Regions from separate parts of the Mus musculus genome. Here region 2 is linked to region 1. A link is a loop called in an ENCODE intact Hi-C map of the cell type or tissue named here. Cell type or tissue: gastrocnemius. All regions are shown on one strand. Each heading gives the region's core, and the rest is flanking DNA. Links, peaks and the distances in the headings are about the cores only. Region 1 has its middle 34 kb from the start of Enpp6. Region 2 holds the start of Cenpu (centromere protein U).

Evidence for each region. Peaks named below come from ENCODE experiments on the same cell type or tissue, not always from the same donor. Only the 100,000 strongest peaks of a DNase experiment are listed, where the experiment ranks them.
Region 2: a loop joins it to region 1, with 4 times the contacts of the local background. A loop is called at or near these places in 19 of 42 quality-filtered maps.

Annotation. Positions count from the first base shown.
Region 1 is chr8:46,944,617-46,960,967 of GRCm38, forward strand. It overlaps a transcript of Enpp6 not described here. Among named protein-coding and RNA genes, the nearest start is that of Enpp6, 34 kb to the right of the region's middle. In gastrocnemius, for the core only: CTCF peaks have their summits at 8,456 (motif pointing left) and 9,034 (motif pointing left); a DNase peak (open chromatin) is centred at 9,008; H3K4me3 peaks cover 671 bases; H3K27ac peaks cover 817 bases.
Region 2 is chr8:46,539,854-46,556,204 of GRCm38, forward strand. It overlaps Cenpu (centromere protein U), which reads left to right and starts at 12,216. Exons shown (of 13, transcript NM_027973.4): 1 at 12,216-12,274; 2 at 14,162-14,210; 3 at 16,229-16,340. The coding sequence starts at 12,234. In gastrocnemius, for the core only: no CTCF peak of the experiment used is centred there; DNase peaks (open chromatin) are centred at 12,059 and 12,720; H3K4me3 peaks cover 1,717 bases; H3K27ac peaks cover 1,523 bases.

The sequences.
Region 1 (16,351 bases), core at 5,359-13,358:
CCCAGCTCAATATGGGTGGTACCATCCCTGGCTGGTGGTCTTAGATGGTATAAAAAAAAAGCAGGCTGGGCAAGCCAGTAAGCTGCACCCCTCCGTGGCCTCTGCATCAGTTCCTGCCTCCAGGTTCTGCCATGCGTGAGTTCCTGCCCTCACTGCCTTTGATAATGAGCTGTTCTATGGAACTGTGAATGCAACAACCCCTTTCCTCCCCGAGTTGCTTTTGGCCATGGTGTTTCATTACAGCAGCAGTAGTAACACTAAGACACTTGACTTTGGTTCTGAAAAGGTTTCCGTATTGAATGCGCCACCTCTCTTACGCAGTTTAAGAAGCCCTCGGCTATCTGGAAGCTTTCCGACACCTGAACACCACGGATACTTCTGAAAAGCACACAGCAAAGATTGGTGTGAAGAAGCTAGGCCTTGAAGGATCCTTCCCTGGGAGGCTAAGCGGGAGCCCGGCAGCTCTGAATCTCCTCTGGCAAGCACAGACTCCATGGAGAGTCCTCTAAACCACTTCCGGCAACAGCACAGGGCGCAGTCGCTACAGCTCTGGGGTGAGTTCTTTCTCTGTAGCACTCAGCCCTTAGGCTGTGAAAAGCATGTTGCTTCCCCAGGCTCCTTAGTGTTCTGCTTTGAGTCTGAAATGGCGCCTGCAAGTTCATGTGCTTTAATACCTGGTCCCTAATCGAGGCTATTGCACTATTGAGAAGTTATAGAACATTTGGGATGCGAGGCTGGCTGGGTTATGTTGGCTGGACTCTGCATGTGATACACATCTCTGGTCCTGGCCCTAGATGTCCTCCTCTTTCTGACCTGCCTTGCTGTGAACAGGCGTGATACCTCAAGCCCCAGCCATGGCAGATGGAACCACTTCAGCTGCTATGCCACCTCTGGCATAATAAATTGTACCCTTTGAACCATGAACCAAGATAAATCTTTCCCCCTTTAAGCTGTTTTTTTTTAAGATTTATTTTTATTTATGTGTATGTGTGTGGTGGGGGTGGTGCAGAGACCAGAGGAAGTGTTGTAGCCCCTGGAACAGGAGTTAGAGGCAGTTTTGAATCTCATGATGTAGAAATGAACTCAGGTCTTCTAGAAAAGCAGCAGATACTCTTAATCTTGGGGGCGTCTCCCCAGCCCCCTCTTATGTGGTTTCTAATCAAACAAGAAGACAGTACACTTATTAAAGTCATTCCTGAGATATGAAGTGTGGGAAGGATGCTCTATTTCAAGGTCCTGGGATATTCATCTGTCTCAAAAGCTGTGATAAGCCTCTACTCAGACCAACTCAGAACTCAGGCCATTCCTATTTTTCACCTTCAAAACCAAACAACTACAAAAGGAGGAATAGAAGAAGTGAACCAGGAAGTTTGGGACATCACATTTGCTAGAAGAGGAGTCAGGTTGGATCAGTGGGGGTCACAGCAATGTTGATGCTGCAGTGGAGAACTGAGATCAATGGGCACTGATTGACAGCTCTCTCTGCCCTAGCTTACTGGTGTCACAAACAGCAAAGTCAGACACTGGAATGGTTAGGGTGTATTTTAATCAATAAGACCAGTGTGGTAGGGAATAGAATCCAGGACAGACCGAATGCAACCTTGATTTGTGTGCTGTGAAGGGAGAAAGAAGAAACGAGGGACAAGTGGGGAACAGTAGAGTCAGGAAGAAGGCGGCTGGATCATAAGACACACACCTACCTGGGTCTGTTACCTGGGACTTACTGAAAGTGGTGCCCACACTTACTGAAAGTGGCGCCCCCTGCTGGGTTGAAAAGGAAGGAAGGCTTTTTTGGCAGCCTTGAGTTCTCTTCAGCAGGTGCTTGAAGTCTGATAGGGTCAGCCCAGGCCTTGAGCTATTAGAACTTACACCGGCTTTCCAGAGTAAGGTTAAGGTCTAAGTAGGGACCTTATGGCTAGAGCTGGTTAAAGAAGTACTTTTCACCTCACTCTTCCCCCCACCTTTTTTTCTCTCATGCCAAGTGTTATGATTAAAAATTGTGAGCCAGGGGTTGGGTACCTTTGGTGACCAGTGCCAAGGTGAACCTCTGAGAAATTACACCATGCAACACATCTAGCTTAAGAGGTTTATTGGGGAGAGGAGAGGAATGAGAACAAGAGGAGAGATAGATATTGACAAGGAGATGGAGGAGAGCACAGAGAGAGAGAAAGACAGAGAGACAGAGGGAGACAAAGAGACAGAGAGAAACACAGAGAGGGGCGGGCAAAGACGAGATGGGGGAGACAGAGAGTCAGAGAGACAGGGACAGAGAGAGAGAGAACGGGAGAACTGGAGAAGGCAAAGGGACAAAGAGAGATGCTGGATGGCTGGGGTCCATTTATCCACAGTATTCACCTGGCAGCAGCCGCTGCTAGGTCCCTGAGCAGGTCAGTGGAATCTCCTGTATACTAACAGAGAGTGTCTTCAAAGGGGATCCTCTCTGTGGGACTCAGTGCTAAGCTCGGCTCACTTGTTGAGATGCTTGAGATGCTCGGGGAGAGGAGAACGCCTGTTACTAGGAGGTAATGAGGAGGTCCTTCGCAGACAGCCACATTCTGAGCTTGGAATTTAGTGCACACCCAGGTTCTGTTCCTTACTGTGGACCAGCCCGTTGTTTCCTCCTGTGAGCCTCCATTTCTTCACTCACCTGTGAAATGAGGGAGAGACCTTTTTCTTTGGACTTGTGGATTAGAAAATCCTTGAGCCAAGCAAACAGCATTTAATGAGCAGCTAATACATATTCATTTCTTTATCTCTGGAGCAAAGTTCAGAAAGTGCTTGATTTAATAAGCAAGTCAAATTCCAAAATTCTTGCATTTTTAGTCGTCTGTGACCTAGAAAACCTTTCTACTGAGGTTCCCAAGACCACTCCCAAACACCTCACTTACGCAGATGCTGCTCTGTGCTCCCTATAAGCACAGATGCAAAAACGTCTTTGGCAGATCTTTCAACATGCACGATTTCCGCAAGTGAGAGAGGTGGGTCTGTGACGCGGTCCGTGGTGAAGATGCTTCTGAGAGAGAAAGCCTGCATCCTAAGCGCGTGTATCTGCTCTCTCACCTTCCCCTGGGGTTCTCTGTGAATCTTACACATCCTAGCTGATGCCAGGGCAACTTAGGTTCACACCCTGGCTCTCCCCCTCCACTTGGTAATTTTGTGACGCGGGTTAGTTCTCTCCGCTTCTGTTTCCCCCTCTGTGAAATGGATTAAGGACAGTGTGTTGCCCTCAAGGTCCTCTTCAAAGACTTCGATGTAAGAGGGTAAAACTGTGTGGCAGAGATCAGGACAGGTCCTAGACTAAACAGCACCGCTCGGTATTCCTCTGTGCTACGGGGCGGTACCCAAGCTGAGCTCAGAAAATACTCGCGGCATTGACCTAATGAAAGACTGTGGGGGCGACATTGCCCCTGCCTACTTTGTCCTTGGTTGTCTGAGGAGATACCCAGTTCAGGATAGAAGGTGGACAAGGAGCAGGCTCACGTGACCTACCCACAGCCAGAGCAGGGATGGAGCCAGGGAAAACAGACCTGTTGCTGGACACACTTGAAACTTCTCTCTGGAAAACTTCGAAGGAAGTTTTCTTAGTCCTAAAACTTCTGAGTAGGTTGATTAAAATCCACCAGTGCATATCTGATACTGAGGAAATATCACAGGAATTCTTGGCGCGCCAGTCTAGACTAGCAGTGACTAAGAACTACACCCACAAGTAGATCTTTGCAAGGACTACTTTTGCTTTATTTCAGTGACTGTTTATTGTTGGAGGAGGGGACAGATCCTAGAAAACGGCTGCTCATTGTTGATAGAGACCTGTGGGGTCTAGAGGTTCTGGCGAGGACCAGAAATGTGCTCTTAATGGCTTCGTATCCGGGAAGCCAGACTCAGAACTCCCATCATCCATCTGTGCAGACATTCATTCGCAAACACATCCCTGCTGTTGGCTGTTTGCTGTCTGCTAGGTTAAATACTGAAGAGAGAACAGGAGCGAAGCTGAAAGACCCCTGTCTGGCCCAGGGGACTGACGCTGTGGGTGGCGCAGGCGTGTACCTGACTCTCAGGAGCAATTCCAGGGTGTGCGGTGCTCAAAGGAATCCATGGAAATGGGATGGTCAAGGAGACAAAAAGCAGTGGAAGAGAAGATGGAGGGCTGGAGGTACAGAGGTCAGAGCTTGGAGGAATCTCCCACAAGGCTTCAGGATGTTACCATGGTTACTGGTCCCTGCCTGACAGCCAGCCGGGAAGAGGAAAGCCTATTTATATTAATTATTGTTTGTACCATTGTTATTATTATTATTATTATTATTATTATTATTATTGTGCCATTCATAAGTGGCAGTCCTAGGTGTCGCCTGGGTGGGTTAACTAAAATCCATTAGTGCACATTGACAACTGAGGAAAAAAAATCTGCAAATTTTCAGTATTTGGTTTTCATTTGACAGTTAGACATCTGATGCCCAGCTTGGCTTTTATGTGGGTGCTAGAGGTTTGAGCTCGGCTTCTCATGCTTGCACACGAACCATGGCCAAGCTTGCTACTGAGCCATGTCCCAGCGCCTGCTTCTGAATGCATGGTGAAACAACAGACCATGTGATTGGGCTAGGAGTTAGGATGGAAAAGCTGTAGGGCTGCTTGCAGAACAAAGGAGTAAGGTCAGGGCGGGCAATTGGCTGGATTAAGGAAACGGTATAAAAATTTCCCGCTTGCCACTTAGGGTCATAAACTATGGTGAGGCTGGCGGGATTTTAAGACAATGTTCACAGTGCATATTGACTACACATGGTACCGTGCTACATCAGTACATTTCCATGGAAGTATACCCCAAGCGCTGAACCAAATCCCCCATCTTCCCCTGCCTTCGACCTTCTCACCTCGACTTACCCTTCTTTGTTGATAGTTTCATCTCTAAATTCATGTCATATATATATGCACACACACGTGACTTTATGGTAAGAGACAAACATATTTGTCTTTCTGAGACTAGCTTAGTTCCCTCAATATAATTATTCTCAGTTGTTCAATTTCCACAGAATCAAGACAATCTCATTGTCCTTATGTCTAAGCAAACTCTTCCCTTCTAAATGCTGTTCTTTTGGTGGACACCTAAGCTGGTTCTGTAAGTGCTGCAGCAAGCATGAAGGAGCCAGTGTCTCTGGAATGTGTTGACTTGGCATCATTCTGGTAAATAGAAGCGCGATAGCTGGATCGTATGGTAGATCGTTTGCCTGTTTGTTGAGGAGACTCCATGCTCGTTTCCTTAGAGGCTGGACTAGTTCACAGCCTCACCAGCAGTGTATACATACTCCCTTTTGTCCACATCCTCACCAGCGTTTGTTGGTTGGAGGCAGGAGCTGAGGCAAAGGCCCTGGAGGAGTACTCCTAACTGCCTTGCTCAGCCTGCTTTCTTTTAGAACTCAGGACCACCAGCCCAGGGATGGCTCCACATGTGATGAGCTGGGGCCACCCCCATCAATCACTCATTAGGAAAATGCTCTGCAGGTTTGCCTACAGCCCATTCTTACAGCTGAGGTCCCCTCCTCTTAGACAGCTATGGCTTGTGTCAAGTTGATGTAGAACCAGCTAGCAGGAGCCTGAATATTTTTCATATGCTGATTGGCTATTTACATCTTCTGAGACTGATCTTCCTTTGGCCATTTATTGTTTGCTTTGACCTCTTAGCTTAGTTGGCTTTTTTTTTTTTTACAATTATTTATTCTTTTATTGTATATTTAGTATTAACGAATGGTGCTTGCTCTGTGTTACCCATGTGAAAATCAGAAGATGATTTGTAAGACTGAGAGTCGGTTCTCTCTCTCCAATGTGATCCCACAGGATCCCACACGAGCAGCTGGGTTTGTCGCCAGACACCCTTACCTGCTGAGCTAGCTTTGCCAGCTCTCTTTGGGTTCTCTGAGTTTGCTGTCTGTTTTGTTTTAGTCTTCTGTCAAGGGTTTAGCTAGGAAAGACGTTCTCGCAGTCTACACAGCTTTCTTTAATCGATTTGAAGTTCTGTATGCGGCTCCCGCTCCATTTGGAGTTAACTTTTATACAGGCGACAAGAAGGGGATCCAGTTTTGTTCTTTGGCCCACTGACATCCAGTTTTCAAGCGGTATTTGTTGTCTTCTTCTCCAGCGTATATTTTTATCTCCTTAGTCATGAGTGAGGTGGCTATAGTCATATGGGCTTGTACTTGTACTCCATTCTGTTCTATTTATCTGCATGCCAAGTATTTTTTTTTCCTACTATGGCTTTGTAATATACCTTGAAACTGGATCCAGTGATTCCTCCAGCATCTTTTGCCCAAGGCTGCTATGGGTATCCAAGATCTTTTTTGTGCTCCCTTATACATTTTATTTTAAATTTGTTTTATGTGCATTTGGTGTTTTGCCAGCATGTATGTAGGAATGAGAATCTCTTCTGCACTGAGTAAAAGCATCGCCTGTCAATAAATATCTGATGACCAATGAGACGAAGAAGGATTAGAAGGTGGGATATCTGGCAAAGAGAGGGGAACTCTCAGAAGGAGTCAGGAGCAAAAAAAATTCCTCATCTGGACTTGGAGGGAGTTGGACATAAGGAACGAGGAGAGGTAACCATGGCAGACATTGAATAGCATAAACAGGTTGTGTCACGAGCTTGTCACAAGCCTAGCTGAAGGCCTATGTGCATATTCATAAATAAATAAATAAAGCCTGTGGTGGCAATGGCAGGAGTCTTTGAAATCTCTAGGCCAGGCCCCAGTAACAAAACCATGTCTCCTAATTCTCCCCGAATAACTAACTGGAGACCAAGTATTCAAACTGCGACTTATGGGGGACATCCCAGGAACCACACTCACAAAGACACAAAGGGGTAAAAAGAGTTGAAAACTTTAAACATAAAGTTGGATTGGAATGCCCATTTGCATATCCCCTGTCCTGGTTTGAATTCCTCGGGGCAATATCAAACACAGAATGTTACATATTATCTATTTGGTCTCATAAAGGAAGATAGGGTTCACCCTGACCTAAGTGGGTATTGCACATTATGTGTAGGTTTTGAACGACAAGCCACGTTCTATGAAAGCGACAAGTGAATGTGAGACGAAGTTGTTTGCTATAATAAATACTCGTGACACAGTGGTCATAAGCCCTTAAAACTATGAAAACATTTCTACATTACAGAAAGCCCCTTTCTGTTAAGCTTTCTGATGACAAGACAGAAAAAATATCTTTGTAAATACCTACTGAACTACGCAATTTCATTGTAAGATGTAGGTGGCACTGTCCTGTGGGTCAGCTAAGGCCAATGTGTGTGGTGGAGCGCTTCCATTTCTGATTTCTGTTTTGGCTGTGAGTTCCAGCTGTGCTACGCCCTTCCAGCGTAAGGGAAGAAAGATGTAAAGAAATACTTTGAGAGCCATGTGCAGGTGTCTTATGAAACATAGCTCTGAAAAGATGGTTTTGAAGTTCCTTTCCACTCCTGTAGCTGAGCTGCTGCCATGAGAATTCTCACCCCCAGTGACCGACCGGCCCGTCTGACCTCAGACAACAAGCCGGAGTGTTTTAGTTACTGTCAAAATCTACTTTCACTTCTGGATCTTGTGAAATTTCAGGATCATAATCGAAATGTACGAAGGGAAAAAAATCCACTTTCAATAAAAAAATTATTTGGATAAAGGATTTGAGATACGATTTTCATCAGTGTGTGCTTTTTTATTATGCATAGTACATTTACTATTTAAATCACATTCTTGGTCTTTATTTTTATGGTCCACTTAAAATTATTGCTAATGACTTCTTGTGATCATAAACTGTTCTGGTCTTGTTTAGTAAGAATTGTGTCCTGCTTTTGTGGGTAAGGAAGTATGGACAGTATTTTCTTAGCTCTAGGAATCCTGATAATGTCTCCTTGCTTTCTCATGCAAGCAATAATATTGGCTTCCCGTAAACATTTCATGCCATACACCACGTTATGTTCAAAGTTCTAAATATACTTCCAGCGTCTCCTGGCAGTTATTGATGTGGGTCAAAAGGCTGAAGCCCACGGATTTTGCATTTCTCTCTAACTTTAAAAGCGTTGCAGTATTGACTTTGGAAAATAAAACACTTCTGAAAGAAACAGCTTTCATTTGAACTATAATTAATTTGCCTTGGGCATTATGGGGGCAGATATTTTCCATTTCAGAAAGTTGTTCTAATTTTTATGGATGTTGTTTTAACTCAGTTGTTCTAGATGGTTCTGTGTTCTCTGACATCTTCTCATCACTCTTCCTTGTTATCCAGTGCTGCACTTCCTGGGGCGTGGAGGGGGCGGGTTGCGCTCTAGTTAACGGTGAAGGACTGATTCCAGCTGATGGTTATGGGAATAGAGCCCACCTTGGCAGGGATGGGGCGGTGTTGATGCTCCTCTTCCAAAGGTCCTGAGTTCAAATCCCAGCAACCACATGGTGGCTCACAACCATCCTAACAAGATCTGACGCCCTCTTCTGGAGTGTCTGAATATAGCTACAGTGTACTTACATATAATAAATAAATAAATCTTTTTTTAAAAATTTAAAAAGATACAATGAAGACAGAAGAAGAAAAGAAGAAAACAGACAAACATTTAAATATATACAGCATACAATTTTGTATAAATAAATCTATTTTCTGTTCTATTTACATATTAGAATATTCCATGCATGTACATATTTAACATCTAAATGTTGAACATATGTTAAATGGCTTTTAAATACATATTTAAACTCTCTGTTGCTGAGATAAATACTCATTTTTTAACTCCACTGGTTTTGTTTAAAACACTTTAAACACTCCCCTACACCCCCCACTCCCCACTTCTGCATCCCTTGAATTTCCACTGAATTTACCTTTGAGTTAGTAATATGAACAAACTTGAGAGGTTTGGCTGACCGTGGCAGTGCAAGCTGTAGACAGTAGCTCGATACAAACCTAAGATGGGAAGAGAATCACTGCAATAAGCCTTTTGATATTTCACAGCTGGGATTAAGATTGTATTTTGGAACTATGGCGCCACCTGGTGGCCATTCTCTTGTTGCCGTTTAACATTTCTATTTTAGACCCCCACCTCTTTGGTAACTTGTACTTGAACACCCTTTGGTCAGGAACCCTAGTATACTATTAAGTAGCAATGTGTGGCCAACTGGACCTGGAAGGCCTCCGCTTGTTCGCTTGCTTGTTAGCACAGGTACCTGGAAATTCTGCAGGTCTAGGTAGAGTACGGGAACAGGGGACAGGAGAGACTTTACATCTTGGTTTTTCACAAGAGCCCTATTATAGCTCTGGCTTTCCCAGAAGCCAACTCCTGTGATTGGATGAGGGACTAATGAGACTAAAAATCAAGCACAAGCCTGCTTGGATAGCTGAGGGAACAACAGGTCTTCTCCAAAGAGGGAGAGGCTTGGGAGATAGCCCCAAGGGGAGGGGACACATCCTCACAACGCGTCACGCACAATAAAGGACTTCATCTAAACATCCATCAGAATCACACAGAGTTTTAAAGACAACCATGCTCAATGCATGCAAGAATGTTAAGGAAAGCTGGTGATTTCCCCAGCAGGTTGATTTGGGGGTTAATTCTTTGGCAATATTAAGAGTTTTGAGGGGCTGGAGAGATGGTTCAGAGGTTAAGAGCACTGGCTATTCTTCAAGAGAGGTCCTGAGTTCAATTCCCAGCAACCAAATGGGACTCATAATAATCTATACTGGGATCTGATGCCCTCTTCTGCCATCCAGACATACATGCAGACAGAATACTGTATCTATAATCAATCAATCAATCAATCAATCAATCAACAATAAATAAATCTTTTTTAAAAAAGATGTTTGAAAACAATCATTGCCTTTTTGTTGAATCTCAACCATAAAGGTAGAAAAGTGGGTCTGTAGGAGGAGAGCTGGCGGCCATCTGTTTAGCTTTAGTAAAGACTAAATATTATGGTATGTATGTTGTACTGTTGCAAAAGGTGGCATGTGCTCAAGGGTTGGTCACTGTCTTAGGGTTTCTATTGCTGTGATGAAACACCATCATAAAAAGCCAAAAGCCACTTGGGGGAAGAAAGGGTTTATTTGGCTTAGATGTCCTGAGTCATAGAGTCCATTAAGGGAATCCAAGGCAGATTCTCAAACTGTGCAAGAACCTGGAGGCAGGAGCTGATGCAGAGGCCGTGGAGGGGCGCTGCTCACTGACTTCTCCTCATAGCTTGCTCAGCCGGTTTGCTCATAGAACCCAGGACCACCAGTCTAGTCCCCCATCCATTGTTAATTCAAAGGACACCCAACATGCTTGCGGACAGCCAGGTCTTACGGAGGCATTTTCTCAGTTGAGATTTTCTCCTCTTAGATGACTACGGCAGCTTGTGTCAAGCTGATAGAGAACTAACCAGCACAGTCACCAACCGGGGATACCATTGGAAGATACTGTAGTCTTTGCCGGAAGAAAGCAGGATATTGGACAAGGTATCCCATTGACGGGGGAACCGGAACTGCAACGGATGTTTTCCTTGTTTGTTTTTGTTTGTTTGTTTGTTTCTCTATTGCTATAGTGAGCAGCTATGTTCCACTGAGTCTCTCTTACCATCATACGCTCCCTTCCATTAGCTCCAGAAAATGAGCCTACAAAGGAAAGAATGAAACCTCTGTACCCATGAGCCAAGATAAAACCTCTCAGGTCATAAGCCATCCTGGGTGTTTTATCACAGGGATGGAGAGCTAGTGTATAGCCAGAATCCGTGTTACTTTACTATTTTGACATGGTGTCCATCTTCAAATAGAATACTGTGTGAAAGTCAAATATACAAATGGGTGGACTGAATATAAAGGGTTCTGCTCTGGCAATAACCTCCACCCTATTATCGGCACAGTCCCCAGCTTCACAGAGACATTACCGGGGCACTTCCATAGTTAAAGCATGTTCTATGGTACAGTGGGACATCCCTGCCTCCATCGACCCTGGATGTTAATGCTAAACCCTTTTCTGGGAGCTCTGAAATCATGGCTGAGTCTCTCATGGGTCTCTTCTGCATTCCAGAGCACACCAAGTTTTTCATTCTGACCTTGATTTTGCTACCACTAAAATGTTTGTCTCGGGACATTAGAAACAACGCCAGGCCATTGGACACCTCACTGTCATTGGAACCACAAAGCTGTGTCAACCCATCTAGCATACATAGTCTTCCCTCGTGAGAGATCTTTAGACTCCTGGATACAACCTAAAACAAACAAGCAAAAACCAGAAAAGCAACTTAAGTAAATGAGAACGTCCAACAACCCCACTATCGATGGAAATGAATATTTCTGGTGTGTTTTCTTTCAACATTTATCTATGTGATATGTACAGCTAAAATACTTGTGCAAGATATGCAAGGTTACTAATACAATATTAATTTATTTTCTGACGCTGTAAGTCAATACCACTGACTGGTTAGTCTAGAAAGAATGTTTATTTGGTTCAAAGTTCTAGAGGCTGCGACGTGCAAGATCAAGATGGTGGCATCTACTGAGAGCCGCCTTCTTGCATCACAGCGTGGGAGGGTACCCCATGACAAGATAAAGCAAGCATGTCCGCACACATCTCGCTCCCTCTTCTTTTTTTTCCCCCATTTTTTATTAGGTATTTAGCTCATTTACATTTCCAATGCTATCCCAAAAGTCCCCCATACCCACCCACCCCCACTCCCCTACCCACCCACTCCCCCTTTTTGGCCCTGGCGTTCCCCTGTTCTGGGGCATATAAAGTTTACTTGTCCAATGGGCCTCTCTTTCCAGTGATGGCCGACTAGGCCATCTTTTGATACATATGCAGCTAGAGTCAAGAGCTCCGGGATACTGGTTAGTTCATAATGTTGTTCCACCTATAGGGTTGCAGATCCCTTTAGCTCCTTGGGTTCTTTCTCTAGCTCCTCCATTGGGAGCCCTGTGATCCATCCATTAGCTGACTGTGAGCATCCACTTCTGTGTTTGCTAGGCCCCGGCATAGTCTCACAAGAGACAGCTACATCTGGGTCCTTTCAATAAAATCTTGCTAGGGTATGCAATGGTGTCAGCGTTTGGATGCTGATTATGGGGTGGATCCCTGGATATGGCAGTCTCTACATGGTCCATCCTTTCATCTCAGCTCCAAACTTTGTCTCTGTAACTCCTTCCATGGGTGTTTTGTTCCCAATTCTAAGGAGGGGCATAGTGTCCACACTTCAGTCTTCATTCTTCTTGAGTTTCATGTGTTTAGCAAATTGTACCTTATATCTTGGGAATCCTAGGTTTGGGGCTAATATCCACTTATCAGTGAGTACATATTGTGTGAGTTCCTTTGTGATTGTGTTACCTCACTCAGGATGATGCCCTCCAGGTCCATCCATTTGGCTAGGAATTTCATAAATTCATTCTTTTTAATAGCTGAGTAGTACTCCATTGTGTAGATGTACCACATTTTCTGTATCCATTCCTCTGTTGAGGGGCATCTGGGTTCTTTCCAGTTTCTGGCTATTATAAATAAGGCTGCTATGAACATAGTGGAGCATGTGTCCTTCTTACCAGTTGGGGCATCTTCTGGATAAATGCCGAGGAGAGGTATTGCTGGATCCTCCGGTAGTACTATGTCCAATTTTCTGAGGAACCGCCAGACTGATTTCCAGAGTGGTTGTACAAGCCTGCAATCCCACCAACAATGGAGGAGTGTTCCTCTTTCTCCACATCCATGCCAGCATCTGCTGTCACCTGAATTTTTGATCTTAGCCATTCTGACTGGTGTGAGGTGGAATCTCAGGGTTGTTTTGATTTGCATTTCCCTGATGATTAAGGATGTTGAACATTTTTTCAGGTGCTTCTCTGCCATTCGGTATTCCTCAGGTGAGAACTCTTTGTTCAGTTCTGAGCCCCATTTTTTAATGGGGTTGTTCAATTTTCTGAAGTCCACCTTCTTGAGTTCTTTATATATGTTGGATATTAGCCCCCTATCTGATTTAGGATAGGTAAAGATCCTTTCCCAATCTGTTGGTGGTCTTTTTGTCTTATTGACGGTGTCTTTTGCCTTGCAGAAACTTTGGAGTTTCATTAGGTCCCATTTGTCAATTCTCGATCTTACAGCACATGCCATTGCTGTTCTGTTCAGGAATTTTTCCCCTGTGCCCATATCTTCAAGGCTTTCCCCCACTTTCTCCTCTATAAGTTTCAGTGTCTCTGGTTTTATGTGAAGTTCTTTGATCCACTTAGATTTGACCTTAGTACAAGGAGATAAGTATGGATCGATTCACATTCTTCTACATGATAACAACCAGTTGTGCCAGCACCAATTGTTGAAAATGCTGTCTTTCTTCCACTGGATGGTTTTAGCTCCCTTGTCGAAGATCAAGTGACCATAGGTGTGTGGGTTCATTTCTGGGTCTTCAATTCTATTCCATTGGTCTACTTGTCTGTTTCTATACCAGTACCATGCAGTTTTTATCACAATTGCTCTGTAGTAAAGCTTTAGGTCAGGCATGGTGATTCCACCAGAGGTTCTTTTATCCTTGAGAAGACTTTTTGCTATCCTAGGTTTTTTGTTATTCCAGATGAATTTGCAAATTGCTCCTTCTAATTCGTTGAAGAATTGAGTTGGAATTTTGATGGGGATTGCATTGAATCTGTAGATTGCTTTTGGCAAGATAGCCATTTTTACAATGTTGATCCTGCCAATCCATGAGCATGGGAGATCTTTCCATCTTCTGAGATCTTCTTTAATTTCTTTCTTCAGAGATTTGAAGTTTTTATCATACAGATCTTTCACCTCCTTAGTTAGCGTTACGCCAAGATATTTTATACTATTTCTGACTATTGAGAAGGGTGTTGTTTCCCTAATTTCTTTCTCAGCCTGTTTATTCTTTGTATAGTGAAAGGCCATTGACTTGTTTGAGTTTATTTTATATCCAGCTACTTCACCGAAGCTGCTTATCAGGTTTAGGAGTTCTCTGGTAGAATTTTTAGGGTCACTTATATATACTATCATATCATCTGCAAAAAGTGATATTTTGACTTCCTCTTTTCCAATTTGTATCCCCTTGATCTCCTTTTGTTGTCGAATTGCTCTGGCTAATACTTCAAGTACTATGTTGAAAAGGTAGGGAGAAAGTGGGCAGCCTTGTCTAGTCCCTGATTTTAGTGGGATTGCTTCCAGCTTCTCTCCATTTACTTTGATGTTGGCTACTGGTTTGCTGTAGATTGCTTTTATCATGTTTAGGTATGGGCCTTGAATTCCTGATCTTTCCAAAACTTTTATCATGAATGTGTGTTGAATCTTGTCAAATGCTTTTTCTGCATCTAATGAGATGATCATGTGGTTTTTGTCTTTGATTTTGTTTATATAATGGATTACATTGATAGATTTTCGTATATTAAACCATCCCTGCATTCCTGGAATAAAACCTACTTGGTCAGGATGGATGATTGCTTTAATATGTTCTTGGATTCGGTTAGCAAGAATTTTATTGAGGATTTTTGCATCGATATTCATAAGAGAAATTGGTCTGAAGTTCTCTATCTTTGTTGAATCTTTCTGTGGTTTAGGTAGCAGAGTAATAGTGGCTTCATAAAATGAGTTGGGTAGAGTACCTTCTACTTCTATTTTGTGAAATAGTTTGTGCAGAATTGGAATTAGATCTTCTTTGAAGGTCTGATAGAACTCTGCACTAAACCCGTCTGGTCCTGGGCTTTTTTTGGCTGGGAGACTATTAATAACGGCTTCTATTTCTTTAGGTGATATGGGACTGTTTAGATGGTCAACTTGATCCTGACTCAACTTTGGTACCTGGTATCTGTCCAGAAATTTGTCCATTTCGTCCAGGTTTTCCAGTTTTGTTGAGTATAACCTTTTGTAGAAGGATCTGATGGTGTTTTGGATTTCTTCAGGATCTGTTGTTATGTCTCCCTTTTCATTTCTGATTTTGTTAATTAGGATTTTGTCCCTGTGCCCTTTAGTAAGTCTAGCTAAGGGTTTATCTATCTTGTTGATTTTCTCAAAGAACCAACTCCTCGTTTGGTTAATTCTTTGAATAGTTCTTCTTGTTTCCACTTGGTTGATTTCACCCCTGAGTTTGATTATTTCCTGCCGTCTACTCCTCTTCGGTGAATATGCTTCCTTTTTTTCTAGAGCTTTTAGATGTGTTGTCAAGCTGCTAGTATGTGCTCTCTCCCGTTTCTTCTTGGAGGCACTCAGAGCTATGAGTTTCCCTCTTAGAAATGCTTTCATTGTGTCCCAAAGGTTTGGGTACGTTGTGGCTTCATTTTCATTAAACTCTAAAAAGTCTTTAATTTCTTTCTTTATTCCTTCCTTGACCAAGGTATCATTGAGCAGAGTGTTGTTCAGTTTCCACGTGAATGTTGGCTTTCCATTATCTATGTTGTTATTGAAGATCAGTCTTAGGCCATGGTGGTCTGATAGGATACATGGGACAATTTCAATATTTTTGTATCTGTTGAGGCCTGTTTTGTGACCAATTATATGGTCAATTTTGGAGAAGGTCCCGTGAGGTGCTGAGAAGAAGGTATATCCTTTTGTTTTAGGATAGAATGTTCTGTAGATATCTGTTAGGTCCATTTGTTTCATAACTTCTGTTAGTTTCACTGTGTCCCTGTTTAGTTTCTGTTTCCACGATCTGTCCCTTGATGAAAGTGGTGTGTTGAAGTCTCCCACTATTATTGTGTGAGGTGCAATGTGTGCTTTGAGCTTTACTAAAATGTCTTTAATGAATGTGGCTGCCCTTGCATTTGGAGCGTAGATATTCAGAATTGAGAGTTCCTCTTGGAGGATTTTACCTTTGATGAGTATGAAGTGTCCCTCCTTGTCCTTTTTGATAACTTTGGGTTGGAAGTCGATTTTATCCGATATTAGAATGGCTACTCCAGCTTGTTTCTTCAGACCATTTGCTTGGAAAATTGTTTTCCAGCCTTTCACTCTGAGGTAGTGTCTGTCTTTTTCCCTGAGATGGGTTTCCTGTAAGCAGCAGAATGTTGGGTCCTGTTTGTGTAGCCAGTCTGTTAGTCTATGTCTTTTTATTGGGGAATTGAGTCCATTAATATTAAGAGATATTAAGGAAAAGTAATTGTTGCTTCCTTTTATTTTTGTTGTTAGAGTTGGCATTCTGTTCTTGTGGCTGTCTTCTTTTTGGTTTGTTGAGGGATTACTTTCTTGTTTGTTCTAGGGCGTGATTTCCGTCCTTGTATTGCTTCTTTTTTGTTATTATCCTTTGAAGGGCTGGATTCGTGGAAAGATATTGTGTGAATTTGGTTTTGTCGTGGAATACTTTGGTTTCTCCATCTATGGTAATTGAGAGTTTGGCCGGGTATAGTAGCCTGGGCTGGCATTTGTGTTCTCTTAGTGTCTGTA
Region 2 (16,351 bases), core at 8,352-16,351, 400 kb before region 1:
TAATAGACACTGAGCCAGGGGCCGGGAGCCAGGAACTGAAGAGCATTTCACTGCAGGGAAGGCGAGTCCGGCAGTGTGCCACCCTGATGCCCTGGAAACTCAAGTCAGCCACTCCCTCCCGGCCAGCCAGGACACACCCTCATTAATATCTATCCCCCAGAAGGCAGTCTGTCTGTAAGGATAGCTAGCATTTAGTAAATATTTTGGCTTGCCCTACCTTTCGATCTGCACAGACTAATGACTAGAACCTATGGAGTTCAGCCACAAACCGGATTAACTCATCATTTTAGTCGGTTTCTGCTTTTACAGATGCCGACTAAAGCAAACGTGGTTAGAACAGTGTCCCATGCTGGACAGAGCTGGCAGTCTGGCCCCATAGGCTGGAGCTAACAGAATAGATTGCTGGTGTGCTTCAGCAATGAGCTTCCGGGGGGGGGATGCTGACTGGCAGTGGTTTGGCTTTGGTACCGGTGGCCTTGGGTTCTAAAGAGTGGGTTTTTTCCGCATCATGTCCAAGCTAATGCCACTTGAGTCTTATTGTATTTTTATGGCATCGAAAGTTATGCATGACTTGGGCAACCCCAAATCCACTGGGAGCCCACAGCTTGATGAAAGCAGCCACTCTATGTGAAGTAAAAAAAAAATATGGATAAAGCTGGGTCACAGATACGCTGTGATTCATAACGTCTCAGTGAGACTCGCCAACCGTGAGGATGGCAAGAACCACATCTATTGGGAACCTGCTGTGGCCTGAGTCTGTGCAATGATGCCATCTCCTTAAAGTGCTGTTTGCTGCATGATAACCTGTAGCTGCATATTTGCCTTCGCTCCACATCAGACTTGCTTGATTCTGTAGGGATAGAGCAGTCCTCCCTGCCCACAAGCTCCTTGCCACGAGGTGCTTCAGAAAGGCAGGCAATAGGCAAGAAAGCAAAGGAGTAATTCACATTGCAATAGGCTTTAGGCAAAAACCAACCAAACAAACAAACAAACAAACAAACAACCCAGTTGTATTGCTCTGATCTTTTAAAGATAATTATCACAGCGGTTCTCAGCCTTCCTAATGCTGTGACCCTTTAATACAGTTCCTCGTGTGATAACCCCCAACCATAAAATTATTTTTGTTGCTATTTCATGACTGTAATTTTGCAACTGTTATGAACTGAAATGTTAATATCTGAACACTCCCCCATGGAGGGTCTTTGGCCTGGAGGGGGGTCTCGAACCACAGGTTGAGAACCACTGATGCTGTGGGCGGTGACTTTGAGCTTTGATTTGAAGTTGTCTGACTTGAAGAGTCTTTAATTAAAAAATTGAGGATAGAGATGAGCTGTAGCCAGATGTGGAACTGGTTGTCACAGCTGGCGCAGGGAGTTGGAGCTGTGAGTAATCCCAGAGAACCTGGGGGTGATGGGCAGATGGAAAACAGAGAGCGGTCTCTGGCTGATCTGGGGAGCCCCTGATATTTCAAAGGGAACTAAGGGAGGAAACAGGCAGGTAGAGAATTGCCTATGGAGAAGGAAGGTAGAAGACCGATGTGTGCCCTGGAAGCCAAGAAAGAAAACCAAGGACATGAAGGCTCAGGTCTTCCTACATTGTTGAAAGGCAGAAGAAGGAGGTGGGGCTACAGGAAAGATAGCAAGGAATAGGGAGGGGGCAGGGTGGCATTAAGGTGAAATTTCAGGGCAGGAAGAGTAGATGTCTGTTTTTTTGTCTTTTTGTTTTATTTTGTTTTGACATCAGATAAACAGATGGTGGCTGAATAGACCTATGCAGGTAAGTGAGAGAGAGAGAGAGAGAGAGAGAGAGAGAGAGAAGGGTCCAATTTCATATACAAGTGATAGCTGCCATCAAGTGGGAGCTACTAGGTCAATGATTCTCAACCTGTGAGTCTTCACCTCTTTGGGGGTTGAATGGCCCTTTCACAGAGGTTACAAACCAGATATCCTGTGTACCGACGATTTATAATTCACAACCAGCAAAATTACAGTTACGAAGTAGCAACAAAATAACTTTATGGTTGGGGTCACCACAACAACTGCATTAAAGGGTCGCACACAGCAAGAGGAAGGGTGAGAACTACTGTACTAGAAGATAACGGCATGTGTGGGAGTGATTCAAGAAAGAGAAGAAGAAAAGGATGCTTTTAGGAAGAAGGAACGTCGGCTGCTTGGGACCAGAACCCTGCCTAGTTAAGCAGAGGAAATGGCTAAGAGTATTTATTACTCACCGGCCGTGGGTTAGGCCACCTGCACTACATACAGCAGCTTTGTGGTGGTTGGGTAGGAAGATTTATTTCCTAAGGATAACGGTTCCAATTCTGCATGAGAACGTAAGGCTGACACAGATGGCTCATGAGTCCAGGGTGGAGATGCCCAGCGAGAGGGCCTCTCTGGACCGGTCTCACCTGCCTGCTGTCCCTCTCTAGGGTGTGAGTCCCGGAGCCTTGAACATCTGGTGTCCTGGTCACAGCTCCGTGCTCTTCTGAATTCCTGGATCTTTGGGAACAGTGTTTTCAGTTTTATCGGAGACAACTGTCACCTGAAAACGTAAACGCCATGGATTCCGGTTCCTTTCACAGTGGGATGAGTTAGAGAGCACACCGGCCTGTCCCGTGGCCAAGCAGAGGGTGGAGGAAAGACAATCCCTTAGCCTCCTGGCTGGTGACTGCTACAGGTCTAAATGGCCCAGACCTGGAGCATCCCTGCTGTTCTTCAGTCAGCAGCCCCCTCCTCATCTGCTATGGAAAGAGGAGTCTGATGGCAGGGGAGTGGTCTGTAGGTCTCCGTTCAGAGTTGGTTCTTCCCATGTGGGCTCCAGCTTGTCATGGGCTAGAAACCTGGGCTGTGCACAATGTGAGACTCTAGAGTCATCTTCCCACACCAGCTTGGCTGTCAGTTCACCTCTGCTTCCCAGACTAACATACTGGAACGCTGAAATACATACCAGTTCCCATTATATGCCTCTTTAGTAGGGGCACTTGGGAAATTGGCCTGCTGTACTAATTATGCATGTATTTGGTCTAAAAAGCAATCTAGATTTTTTTCCTTTGGATTCTTAACCCATTTACACCTTGACTTATTCAAAAGAAGTGTGTGTGTGTGTGTGTGTTTATGTGTGTGTATGTGTGTATATGTGTATATGTTCATATTTATTTGTGTATGTGTGTATATGTTCATATTTATGTGTGTATGTATATGTGTGTATATGTGTATGTATGTGTGTATGTATATATGTGTGTGTATGTGTATGTCTATGTGTGTATGTGTGTGTACATGTGTGTCACTTGTATGCCCATGCATGTGGAATCCAGCGCTCAAACTCAGGGTCTCTCACTGGAACTTGGGGTTCACTGGGTAGATTAGAATGGCTGGCTAGCAAGTCGGGGAGATCTACCAGTCTCTACCAGCCCAGATCTGTAGGACTACAAACTGAGATTGTAAGCACCACATTACACACGCCACATGCTTTTGATGTGGGTGCTGGCAATTGAACTCATGCTTGCTTGGAGATCATCGTACCAGCTGAGCCGGCTCTCTCTCGGGCTCTCTCCCGGTCCATCTGAGAAGCCCTGGCAGATGGAGTTTGTTTCTGTATCATGTTCTTAAGTTGTGAAATGTTCTGGTCTGGGCTTAAAGTAGAGCCCCTCCCCCAAGTACATTTTGCATAGGAGTTCTTAGCAGCTCGTTTGTGTTGATAGTTTTAACAGGAGAGGGGAAATACTTCTGAATGCCAATTTTTACACATTGGACTCATCCTTGCTCACGGCCACCAGGCTGCTGGGGTTCCAGATGACTCTGGCAGGCTTCCTGCTATGCAAAGGGGGGGCTGGGGGGCGGGGCGGGCTGTGTGTGATGGGAGTAGCCCTGGCAGCGGTGCCCTGCCACAGGGGTGGGTGGGCACCATGCATACAGGACAGGTGTGAAGCATAGAGAGAAACCAGTTTGCTCACATTCTGCCTCAGGCAACGTGTGCCAACCAGGAGCGCTTTTGCTTCTGGTTCTCCAGGGTTCCCAGAACCACTGATACTCCTCCCTGACAGCTCTTTGGCCCTAGGAAGTCTCCCTAATAAAGAAGCCACACCTTTTTGGCAAACAGTCAGGTCCGGCCCAGGGCAGTCCCACCTACCAGGTGGTATTGATACATTCTCCATTGTCTGTCAAATCTGGCTGCTGCTTTTCTCTGTTATGCCCACTGCCTGATAAAAGCAGAAGCCATCTTTGGCCAAGACAATGACACCAGCCCTAGCTACTACCCACCTTGTCCCCTTTGTGGGTCTTTGTTGCCCACTCTGTAGCAAGGGGGGTTAGTTTTCACTCTGAACTGACTAACGTCCTCAGATGGGGGCATCTCAGATTGTAGAGTAGACCTCACCACTTGATGACCTTGAAATGAAGACCCTGGTGCATGAAGTCTGGAGTGATAACTTATTCTTATGGAAGCCGGGCGTGGTGGCGCACGCCTTTAATCCCAGCACTCGGGAGGCAGAGGCAGACAGATTTCTGAGTTTGAGGCCAGCCTGGTCTACAGAGTGAGTTCCAGGACAGCCAAGGCTATACAGGGAGACCCTGTCTCGAAAAACCCAAAACAAACAAAACAAACTTATTCTTACGGGTGAGATAAGTCAACTCAAGCCGAGTTAGAGTACATAAAGGCAGGTTTATTGGGAAGTTGCCCTCGCGCAGGTTCACTGCTCCCAAGGAACAAGGCCAGGGAAGTCACCATGAGGAGGGAGAGAGGAGTGAGGAGAAAAGATGCTCACTTGCAAAGAGACAAGAGAGGAGAGAGACCCAAAATGTCTGCATTTTATAGGAAAGAGTTTTTCAGGGAGGGGAAGCCCAGCCCCTTGGCTGGAAAGTTCAGGGTAGAGGGCTGGGTATTCCCTGTAACTCTTAGGGACTGAGGGATGCTGGGAGAACTTGGAGGTCAGGTCCACACCGGTAGTTAAAATACACGCCTCAGCCATTTGTCCCCGGTCAGAATCCCAGCATGGAGCTGAGCTGACAGTTCTGTGGAGCTTGGGTGATAATGTCTGTCGCTAGTCTCTGCATGTACTGTGGGAGTAAAGAAATGGAGGACACTTGTCTACACTTGCCTCCAGCCTCATCTTTTGCCACTTAGTCAGCTCTGCTTGGGCCATGCTGACCATCCGGTTCCCCAAATGCATTACACTACTGTTTCCAGCACAGACCTTGTGCGTTATCCTTGCCTGGCAGACACCTACTTCATTAGTTACATTGTGTTCAGTTTCAAACCCCCAAAGGGCTGAAGTGCCTTTTTTACAATTCAAAGCAGACGGGGCCTCCAAATTCTCCCAGCATCCCTCAGGTCCCTACTTGTTATAGGGTATGGGTGGCATACCTCACTCTTACCCTGAGTTCTCCAGCCCTTTTCCTTCCCGAGGCGCTTCCCTATATAATCCCGACATTTTAGCTACCTACCCTTTTTGTACCTTTGCCTCTTGCCTGCTGCACCAGGTTTCCCCTCCCTCTCCTTTTCCCTTCCCCTTCCCCTCTCCGCACATGGCCCAGTCAGTCTGGTCACATTCACTCTGGACTTCCAGACCTGTCTTCTTGGAATGCTCTCCCTTTTATCTACAATAAATTTTCTCCCCCTCCATACCTAGGGGCAGTCATGTTCTAGGCATTTATTGCATTTATTTATTTATTTATTTATTTATTTATTTATTCAGAGCGTGGGAATCAATTCTTCCAAGAAAGCTACAGTTTTGCAAGCCCAGAGGATGGACTGCTTGTATGGGGCAGTGGAGAGTAGGGAGGGCATTGTGATCTTTTATACTCAGTAAACAAGGTTAAAGGGTTGTGAGGTGCTGGCCATGAGGGGCGTAACACAGCAGGGGAAGAAGCCACCACTGAAAAAAAGAGGGTGTCATGTGTCAACCAGGAAGCCATTTGCTGGACGCTTTGCTGGTGGCACCTCTGGCCATTGAGGCTGTTCACATCCTCGCCTGAACAGAGTTGGGTTGTACGTTTTGTTTGTTTGCTTGCTTGCTTATGTTTGAGACAGGGTCTTACAGTGCAGAGTCTCTAGATGACTTAGAACCCACTGTTAGCACAGGCTAGTCTAGAACTCACTGAGCCCTAGCTGCCTCTGCCTTTCCAGTGTTGGCTTTACAGATGAGCACCCGTGGGTCTGGCTGCAGAAAGAGTGACTGACTGAGGGAAACTGCCCGGGACCATTTGAACAGGGCCAGCTTTGCGACTGTGCAAAATCTCGGGGTTAATCAAAAGTCATGTCACAATGAGCAAGGTTATTGAAAATGTTAAATGTTTAGTTTCCTACTAAGTTGAAGTTCTAGGGATTGAGCCCAGGGCCTCGAGCATGCTAGGCAGTGCTTTCTTGGTAAACTACATCTCCTGACCCAGAAGACCCAGGAGGTCCTGACCATAGCTAGCAGTAGCACTGTGGAGACCCCTCTACTGTAGAGATTTTCTTCTCATCCTTCTTTTCTTTGCTTTTCTCTCCTTATTTCCCTAAGAAAGTCCTGTCCTTTCATTTCCCTCTCCCTCTCCTGTTTTTTGTACTTCCTTGATTCTTTTATATCAGTTTGGATTATAATACAGTGGTCGGAAACCGGAGAGTAGGCTACTCTGAGGCTAGAGAAACCCTGGATTTGGGTGGAGTTTCTCCCACCAAGGTTCCATCCGCAGTCCCCTCTCAACCCTCCAGGGTGCTGGGAATGGAATCTGAAACACGTGAGATTGCAAACTGCTGGCCTGATTAATTTAGCCATGGGGGCTGGCATGGTTCCAGTTGGGGCTGGAAAAAGTAGGCCAGTATTAGTTACATAGCAAGTAAGATTAATGTTTTATTTTGTTTTGTTTTGTTTTGGGGGGGAGGGGGCAGCGGCGCTATTGGTAAGCATGTGACATGTGAATGTGTCTAGGGTCCGGACTGTTGGGCATCTTGGAAACACCTTTCTGCCCTCCAGTTTTAAGACACAGAATGTCACCTCTTCCTTGCCTCTTAAAGGGAACAACTGTGGGCAAGTGCCCCTCCCTCCCTGGCTCTCCTAAGGACTGCAACTTGTTTTGCAATGTCACAGCTACAGATGGTCGGTCAGCGGTTGGTCTGTTTGAAACAGATAACAACCTTTATTTGTGAGGTTGGAAGTTTGGTGCCTACTCAATGTTGAGGAAGCACCGTAGGAAGGGAAATAACAAGGAAATTTGGCGGTCTTCTCTTCCTTTCCATGGTATAAAACCAGACTCTGCACCTGACATGGTAGAGGCCAGAGACTCAGGACCTCAAAGTCATCTCCAGCTATGGCAGTGAGGTCAAGGCCAGCATGGGCTATATTAGACCCTATAAATAAAGTTTCATGTGTGTGTGTGTGTGTGTGTGTGTGTGTGTGTAAGAGAGATGAAAGTATGTGTGTGTGTGCGAGAGAGAGAGAGTGAGTGTGTGCTCATGCGAGCACTCCCGAGAGTGTGTGATGAAAGAAAGATCAGACTTTTAAAGGGATAGTAACAGGAAGGCCTTTCCTAAGCTATAGAAGAATAGAATTCATGTAAAGGGAGAAAGAGTTAAGCAACATCAGTCCTTGATCTTAACTGGTCTCCAGTTACAGTTGGAAGTCTCCAGTCCCTTTTCTTTTTCTGCCCTCTAGTGGACACTGCTGAGCAAAAATCTGACAACCATTTTCTGCCCTTCAGTGTCCTGCCTAGTGTCCCCATGTTCTTATTGTCCTCATAGTCCCAAAGGGGAAATAACAATCCCATTTAAACGTCTGCTACAAATTCAGGATACAGACCAATGTATACATCAAACTACTCTACAGGGAAGACGAATCTTCATGGGGACCCCCCCCCCCCGACACACACACACAATCAGTTTATTCCAAGCATTCAAGGGGCTTTGTGGTATTTGTTGTTTTGCTTTTAGTTGTTTTTAGGCCTGCCTGCCTGCCTTCCTTCCTCCCTTTCTTTTCTTTTCTTTTCTTTTCTTTTCTTTTCTTTTCTTTTCTTTTCTTTTCTTTTTCTTTCTTTTTTTTGGGGGGGGGGTGGGTTTTAGTTTTTCAAGACAGGGTTTCTCTGTGTAGCCCTGGCTGTCCTGGAACTCACTGTGTAGATCAGGCTGGCCTCGAACTCAGAAATCCGCCTGCCTCTGCCTCCCAAATGCTGGGATTAAAGGTGTGTCTCACCTTGCCTGACTGGCTTTGTTTTGTGAGATACCCTTGCTCTGTAGCTCAGGCTGGCATAAGGCTTGAGATTCTAAGCACACATTAGGAGACTCGACTTACTTCCCTTTGCATTATAACAGCAATGGCCTTTTCTTCAATTTTCTAAACAGGAATATATGTGATTTAAACTTCCACAGCCCATTCTACAATAATCTCTTCTCAGATGTCATTAAAGCCTGCTCCCATTGTTCCAGGTCACTCTGGACTGAGGCAACACCGCTGTCTCCACCTCTGGGTCCTCAGCCCCCTTTCCACTCTTATCTCCTTCCCCCTGGCAACAAACATGGGCTTTCATTCATTACCCATGAGCTGTACATCAAGACTGGTGAGGTCAGTCAACATTTACCAAAGGTAGGCAGTGGTGGGCAAGGCACATCTCAATACAGCTGCCATGTGAACTAGAAAACACTGGACACAGCCTCCCTACAACACAGCCCACCATTCCCTTCATGGGATGTTCCTCATGGTTGAATCCTTTCTCAAGGTTGGACCCTCCTTGGCTCCTCCCCTCTCCTGACCCTTCCACTAATCGGTCACCTTGTAGCACCACATTTCTGCTCCTCTGTAAGGATAAGTGTCCTTCTCTTCCTACCCTAAGCTGGGCTGTACTCTGGCTTTACCTCTTGGGAAGCTCAGGTACTCTGGTTTCCATTATCAACACAACCAGCCAATAGAAGCTTTTAAGTCATGTTTCCAGGTTGAATTGCTATGCCGGCTCGCCCATACAATCAGCTAGAGCTAACCAGGAGTCTGTGTTACACACTGGCCTGCTTTAACCATGCCATGACCAGCCTAGACATCACCTAAGAGCTCCTGCCCTCTGTTCTTCTCTCCCTCAACCAGAGATGCACTGCACTTTGTGGGTGTTGAAGAAAAATAGCCTCATAGAGTGGAGCAAAGCTGAGGCCAGGTGTTTAAATATGGAGATGAGGATTTTAGTTTTCCTGTGACCAGCTTGAATTGTCTGTCTCAGCTTTGGAAGCAGTGGGCTTGAATTGTCTGTCTCACCCAGTTCCTGGGGGAACCTATGCGATTCCAGGAGGTTAGGGAGTAGACTGTCTATCTCCAGCCACAAGAATTGGCTTTGAGTAGCATGATTGTTAATGCTGACATGTCTATGTGCCCACAAAAGCTGTTTGTTTATAAATAGCATTTCAATTAGTACTCTGACTGGGTCTGGTGGTCCAAGCCTGTAAACCCAGCTAGTCAGGAGGCAGAGGCAGGAGGATCACAAGTTCAAAGGCAGCCTGAGCAACTTAAGTGGGAATACCTTTCAAATTAAAAGCAAAAAGGGGGCCTGGGAGGTAACACCATTGTAGAGTGCTTACCTAGCATGCATAGGGCCTATGAAAAAGCTTGAGCAACATAGACAGGCACATGTATGCTGGGCCTCTTCCTGAGGATTCTGGGCTTTCACACTGAATGAATGAATGAATGGATGGATGGATGGATGGATGGATGAATGAATGAATGGTGGAATTCAAACCTGAAACACAGCATAGCTGCCAGGTACAGACCTGATCCAGAGCCTTGGCTCAAGAAAAGGCAGGCAGATCTGTTAGCTACTGATGGGGCTGTTCCTTAGTGTTGATAGACATAAAATGGGGTTATGGTACCCACCACAGAGGGCTACTTAGAGCATTCAATGAGCTGATAGAAATTAAACACTTAGAACAGTGCCCGGGTCAGAGCAAATCCAGGTGCTGGTTCTGGTGGAGGTGGTGGAAGTGGTGGTGGTATAGAACCCAGCCTGAGGTTAAGGTTGATGAAAGGTCAAGACAATGTCCTCAGAGCTCCAGTGACCTCTAGAAACTTGGGATCAAACAGAGAAAGCAGCGTGACAGGCATCCTATCCTTGGACGTCTCCGTGACACAAACTCAGAACTTTAATGATTTAAACCTATCTGGATGAGTTTTGCTCGTTTCCACTGAGGGAGGAGTCCCCTTCCTGTTTGAGCACCCGAGTGGTTTCTTTTTTCCCCAACTCCAAAGCATAAAAGGTTTATCCACATCTCCCTTCCCAGAAAATGGAGTTACCTCTGCTCTCTATAGTATGCCAGTTTTCCATGCTTCCAGGAAGCCCGTTTCTACCCATCCATGAGGAACTTCCTGCAATACCCACAAGGTGATCTGCCCTCCTCTGGCAGTCATCCAGATGGTTTCTGGGTAATTGAGGACGCACACCTTTCGATGACGAGGAAACAGAAATAACCTTGAGGGAAACGCACGTCATAAACACAAGCGTTTCATCTCAGTAGACAGGAGATGTGAAACTCTTTAGAACTTACTGAGTAGGCAGAGTGGAGGGAGGGGTAAAGAAAACAGTCTACAGTTCACAAAACAATGTACAAAACCTGGTGTCATGCAAAGCTGACCACGACTACATCTTACATGGTATCTCTACTGACCCTAGATACTCACAGACAAGTGCCCTGGAAGATGTGCGTAAGAATTCCTGGTGATGTGCTGTCGGGAATAGTAAATAGAAAACATTGATGTACCCATAGCACAGAGGAATAAAAGCGATGCAAATAGTTACTTAATGAATTCCAAAGGCAGCATGAATGAACTACAGCTGCATGCAGATGTGGACACTTTAAAAATTATGGCTTTGGTTAGGATACTTGCAGAAAACCTACCAAACGTTATTTATAGAGATAGAAATATACAATGATTATACACAGAGGCATATCGAGGCTGAAAAGCATAAAAATGCTAAAGACAAATAAAAAAAACCGTATGGTTTGTGAAAAGGGCCATTCATGGAAGAGTCTGAGAGAACTGTTACATTTTATGTTCTGATTCAGTAATATAGGTGTCTATGTTTTATTTTTACAGTGTTAAATACCCTTTGTTGGAGACAGGGTTTCTTTGTGTAGGCCTGGCTGTCCTGGAACTCACTCTGTAGGCCATGCTACCTGCTTCTGCCTCTAGGACTAAAGGCAAGCACCACCACTGCCTAGCTTGTATTCATATTTTTATTGTGATAAAATTTATAACATAAAATTGGACATTTCAGCTTTTTATTCCAGTCATTTTAAGTGTTTAAATACATCCACCTTTTTTACACAACCATCTATCTCTCCCATCACCCCCATTTCTGGCCTTTCTCATTACCACTGTGTTTTAGGTTAATCAAGAAATCATTGTTGGAGCTGGAGAGATGACTCAGCCATTTGGAGCCTCTTGCCAAAGACCTCAGAGTTTCCCAGCCTCATAACTATCTGTAACTCCAGTTTCAGGGTATCTGATGCCCTCCTCTGACCTCCACTGGGACCACGGATGTGTATATATATATGCGTGTGTGTGTGTGTATATATACATACATATGCGTATATATAATAAATATATAACATTTTGCATCGATACACATAAATCTTAAAAAAAAATTCATTGCCAAGTCCAACGTCTTGATTCAGTTTTCTTCTGAGTTTGGCCGTTTTTTTTACTTCTTATATCTTTGATCCCTTTAAATCAATTTTTCATTCTTTTGTACCACAAGAAAAATGTAAAAACAAAAGAATCGTGAGTATGGATCCAGAAGGGACCTTCCCGCTTTACGAAGGACCTGGAAGGGAGGACAAATAACGTGTCGCGTTCAACAGTGAGCTGCTACAGGGAGCTAAAAGCGGCATCTGCATTTAGCAATGCGAAGGATTTGACAGTAGTCCATCAACTAACAGCCCGCCCGGAAGCACTGGAGTTTTGGATCCGCTGGCGGCTGGCTCGGGTCCACCCACACCCACACCAGCTCCGGGTCATTTACCCGCCCACGAGGCCGGGGAGTTCTAAATTTACGGAACGGAGCGAGAGCGGGAGAGACAGCCTGCAGCAGCTAAGCCGGTTGCTTTGGACTCCGCTCCGCTGTTGGGTGTTTTCCAGGCCTGGATTTCATCGTGCTCTCGCCCAGGACGCTCTCTGGCCCCGCCCCGGAAAAGGCGGAGCATAGCGAGGACTAGGCTCTGATTGGCTGTTCAGAGCAAGACCGGCTAGGCGCGAGTTTGGAGTCCCTGCCTTTGGGAACGGTAGGATGGCTGCAAGGAGAAGTTTGAGATACTCGGGGAACCCGGGGTAAGTGCTGCCGCCCCGAAATCCGCCCAGGATGGGCTCAACCCGTCCCAGAGACTCGCTGACCCGGCCTCAATTCCCACAGCCCCGAATCCTAGAGCCAGGAGTCAAGCTGTGTGGTAGGGGAACTCAGACACCAGCGTCGCTTTCATGTGACAAGCAAATATTTAACAGTAATCATTTCTGGTCTGTCGACATTGCTTTTTATTTCTAAGACGCAGCTGTTTTCGTAATAGAAAACACGGAAGCCAAACGAAATCTCTAGCGAGGGACCAGGCAGCTGCTTGTTTAGAGCTTGGGCTGGCCTTGCCTAAATACCTAAAGGACATTCAGAGTGCTTCATGGATCTTTTCATTATATAAGAGGTGTGCATCTGAAAAGAAGTTAGTAAGCGGCCCGAAAGGTTAGCGCCACCAACTCCTGGCGAAGGATATTCTGGGCGTGTCTGGCGCGCATCCAAAGCCTGGTAGAGATTTGGATAGAAAGGTCTCCTCTGCGTAGGAAGTCTTCCGTGGGAGGATTACCTATGGAAGATGATGCTTGTAGCTACCACAGGACACAGATGGTGGGGGAATCCACATTCGGTGAGCAGTGGGAAGGAAGATTTAAAAAGGGCAAAGGAGCTTATCAGGGCATGCTGGTTTGTGCTTTTACCTTTTTTGGTTTTTCGAGACAGAATTTTTCTGTGTGGCCCTGGCTGTCCTGGAACTCAACTCTTGTAGACCAGGCTGGCCATAAACTTAGAGATCACCTGCCTCAGCCTCCCAAGTGCTGAGATGAAAGGCGTGAGCCACCACCACCTTTGAGCAAGGGAAAGGAGCTTAGAACTTGATCTGCCAAACCAGTGGTTTTTGTTGTTTCAACATCTTGAGGCTTGGAATTTATGAAATCTGTTCATTATCACTCCTAAAACACACGGATGCATACAGCAAAGATTATATAAAATGGTTACTGTAGAGATTTCCTTTAGGAAAGAAAGAGGTTTCTGTAGAGTTTGGAAACTGCTCCAGGACTCCAGCCCACAGCTAGAAGGGAATTTCTCTGGTTTTGGAGCACACACAAGAAACAGGTAGAGGGGCTGGTGAGATGGCTCAGCAGGTAAAAGCACTGACTGCTCTTCTGAAGGTCCTGAGTTCAAATCCCAGCAACCACATGGTGGCTCACAATCACCCGTAATGAGATCTGACACCCTATTCTGGTGGGTCTGAAGACAGCTACAATGTACTTGTGTATAATAATACCTAAATCTTTGGGCTAGAGCCAGCAGGGACTGAGCAAGTGGAGTTGACCGGAGCGAGCAGAGCAGAGGTCCTAAAAGCTCAATTCCCAACAACCACATGAAGGCTCAGGCTCACAACCATCTGTACAGCTACAGTGTACTCCTATACATAAAATAAACAAATCATAAAAAAAAAGAGTCAGATGGAAAAGAGTTCAGGCTAGGCAATTTATGCCTCCAGGTTGTCCCACCTACTTCTGTTTCGAGGTGCCATTCAGAAGTCACTTAAGCTTTCTGAGCTCAGAATCACAGTCTGCGGTTATCCCAAAGCAAAGGCAGTACAGGTCTGAGAGTTGGCTACAAGTGGGGAGTCCCAGCCCCCTCCCCTCGGATTATTACTGCGGTATTCTGTGCTGGGAGTGTGGGTGGCAATAAGTCTTTTCTATTGTAGCCTAATACACACAACTGAGATGGTTAACAAAGTGATAGGTGTCCCCCCCAACCCTGCTCCCCAGTGGTTTATTGCCTGGCTTCAGCTCTGCTGGGTGAGCAGTAATGAGGATAATTTGGAAAGGTGCGCCTTGGAAGGATTATAGCTTACAGTGCTTTCCCAGTTGCTCAAAATATCTGCTGAATTCACTTTTAAAATTTTGTCATCTGTGTTTTAATAGTGCAAAACATTCAAAGAACACTTTGAGAAGCACATATTCCAGGAAACAGGTAAGCAAGATTGTTAATGTGATTTTTCCCCCCCTTAAGCCATTGAAGGCAAAGCTATCATTTTGTGGGAATCATACTTTGGAGAGTTCTCTTAACAAAATCTTTTCTTTGTTTCTTTTCTTTCTTTCTTATTTTTATTTTACTTTTTTTTTTTTTTAATTTGAGACAAGGTTTCTCTATTAGACCTGGCTGTCCTGGAACTCACTCTGTAGACCAGTCTAGGCCTTGAGCTCACAGAAATCTACTTGCATCTGCCTCCGAGTGCTGGGTCACCATCACCACCTTAGCCTCCACCTCCACACTTGACAAACTTTTTTTTTGGTTTTTGGTTTTTTTGAGACAGAGTTTCTCTGTATAGCCCTGGCTATCCTGGAACTCACTTTGTAGACCAGGCTGGCCTCGAACCCAGAAATCTGCCTGCCTCTGCCTCCCAAGTGCTGGGAATAAAGCCGTGTGCCACCACGCCTGGCTTTGACAAACTTTTTTATAGCAGCTTTAAAAAGTGTTTTATCCAGAATGTTGGAGAAAAGGAACTTTGTTAGCGTTTTAGAACCATCTTTTCTTCTGAGTCTAGTTTCTATTTTTATTCAGATATTTGACATCACGTAAAAGCTTTATAATGTTTTGAAATGTCATTTTTTTTCCACTTAGTTTTTTTAACAGCTGCATATGAGTTTATAGAATTCCTCTTGGTTCATATACGGTTTTATTTTTCTTCAGGAAATGCCTGTTAAAGGCAAGCGTATTTGTGTAACACTCTTGATTGCTAATTTCAAAATCTTATCCAATGCCATTTCAAGTTAGTGTGAGGAGGGAGTTTGCTTTTCAGGTTCGGGGTTAGGCCTTCAGAGCGCTTTTGGCCTTCTTGTCTGTCCCTGGCTTTCTCCCTTCTCAGGCAGGCTCCCTGCCCTGCTGAGCAGACGCTAGCCTTGAATAAAGCTCCTGCATTGTGGAGCATCCCTGGCATACCCGCTGGGGATCTGGCGCCTTTCTCCTGCCTACCACTGCTCAGTAGCTAGAATTCACTGTGGCCTGGAGGGGTTTCTCCAGCCAGTGTCTGGAAGCGTTCAGGCCCTCCCTCTGGGAGGTAACTGCAGGGCAGGTGACGGAATCTTCTTTGGCTTGACAGCCAAGCCTTCTGCAGTTTCTTAGCATCTCTCCATATAGCACTCCATGAGTGAGGCTTCCCCTGAGTTTTGTCTGCCAGACATATTTGCATATCTTTCATATCTTCCAGACTTTTCTTATCTGTTAGTAATAATATTCTCTTGTATCTTGTAGTTTATAAGCTACCATAGAAGGTTTTCTCCTTTTGGTCTTTCCTTGGGATTTAGGGTTTAATCTGTGTATTGAAATAGATTGAACTGTAAACCCTAGTCTCTGTCCCGTAGGAAGGAGTCTTCACCCCGGTGTGCATTCAAAACTGCGTATGAGCTTTGGGGCACATGTCCTTTTTCTGGGGAGGCGATCATAGCTTCCTCTATATCGAGGATTTAGGTAAATGATACCCTGTGGGCCAAATGTAGCCTGCTATTTGTCTTTGTACAGACTGTGAACTAAGAATGTTGGGGGTTTTGTTTGTTTGGTTGGTTTGGTTTGGTTTGGTTGCATTCTAAAATGATTTAAGTACGGTGGACATGATGGCTCCCACCTATTTATAATCCTAGCACTTGGGAGGACAAAGAAAAGCTGACATAGAGTGACCTGTGAAAGTGATAGGAAACTCTCAGACAGGTTCTGTTGAAACACAGCCATGTCCATTCCTTCCTGTCTCGTCAATATCTATGCCTCCGTATGTAATACCACAGAAGGCTAGTGGCCCACAGAGCCACGATGTCTGCTCTCTGGTCTCCATTCAGATGGTTTACCCAACCCAGCTCTCGATCATCAGAGTAGTCCGTGGATCGAGAAGCACCAGGCGTTTCCACGGGCTGCAGGACTAGCTAGACGGTCCCTAGGAGCGGGGTTTAAACTGTGAAGCAGTTGCCGGTTCAGTGATTGCTTTTATTCACTTTTAGAAAGCTGGTCCAAAGCCCCGGCCCAAGGATGTGTTTGACTTTTCTAATAATTCTGATGCCTCAAGCATACCGGGAGCACTCGAGGAAGAAGAGGAGACTTACGAAACCTTCGGTCAGTGTTTT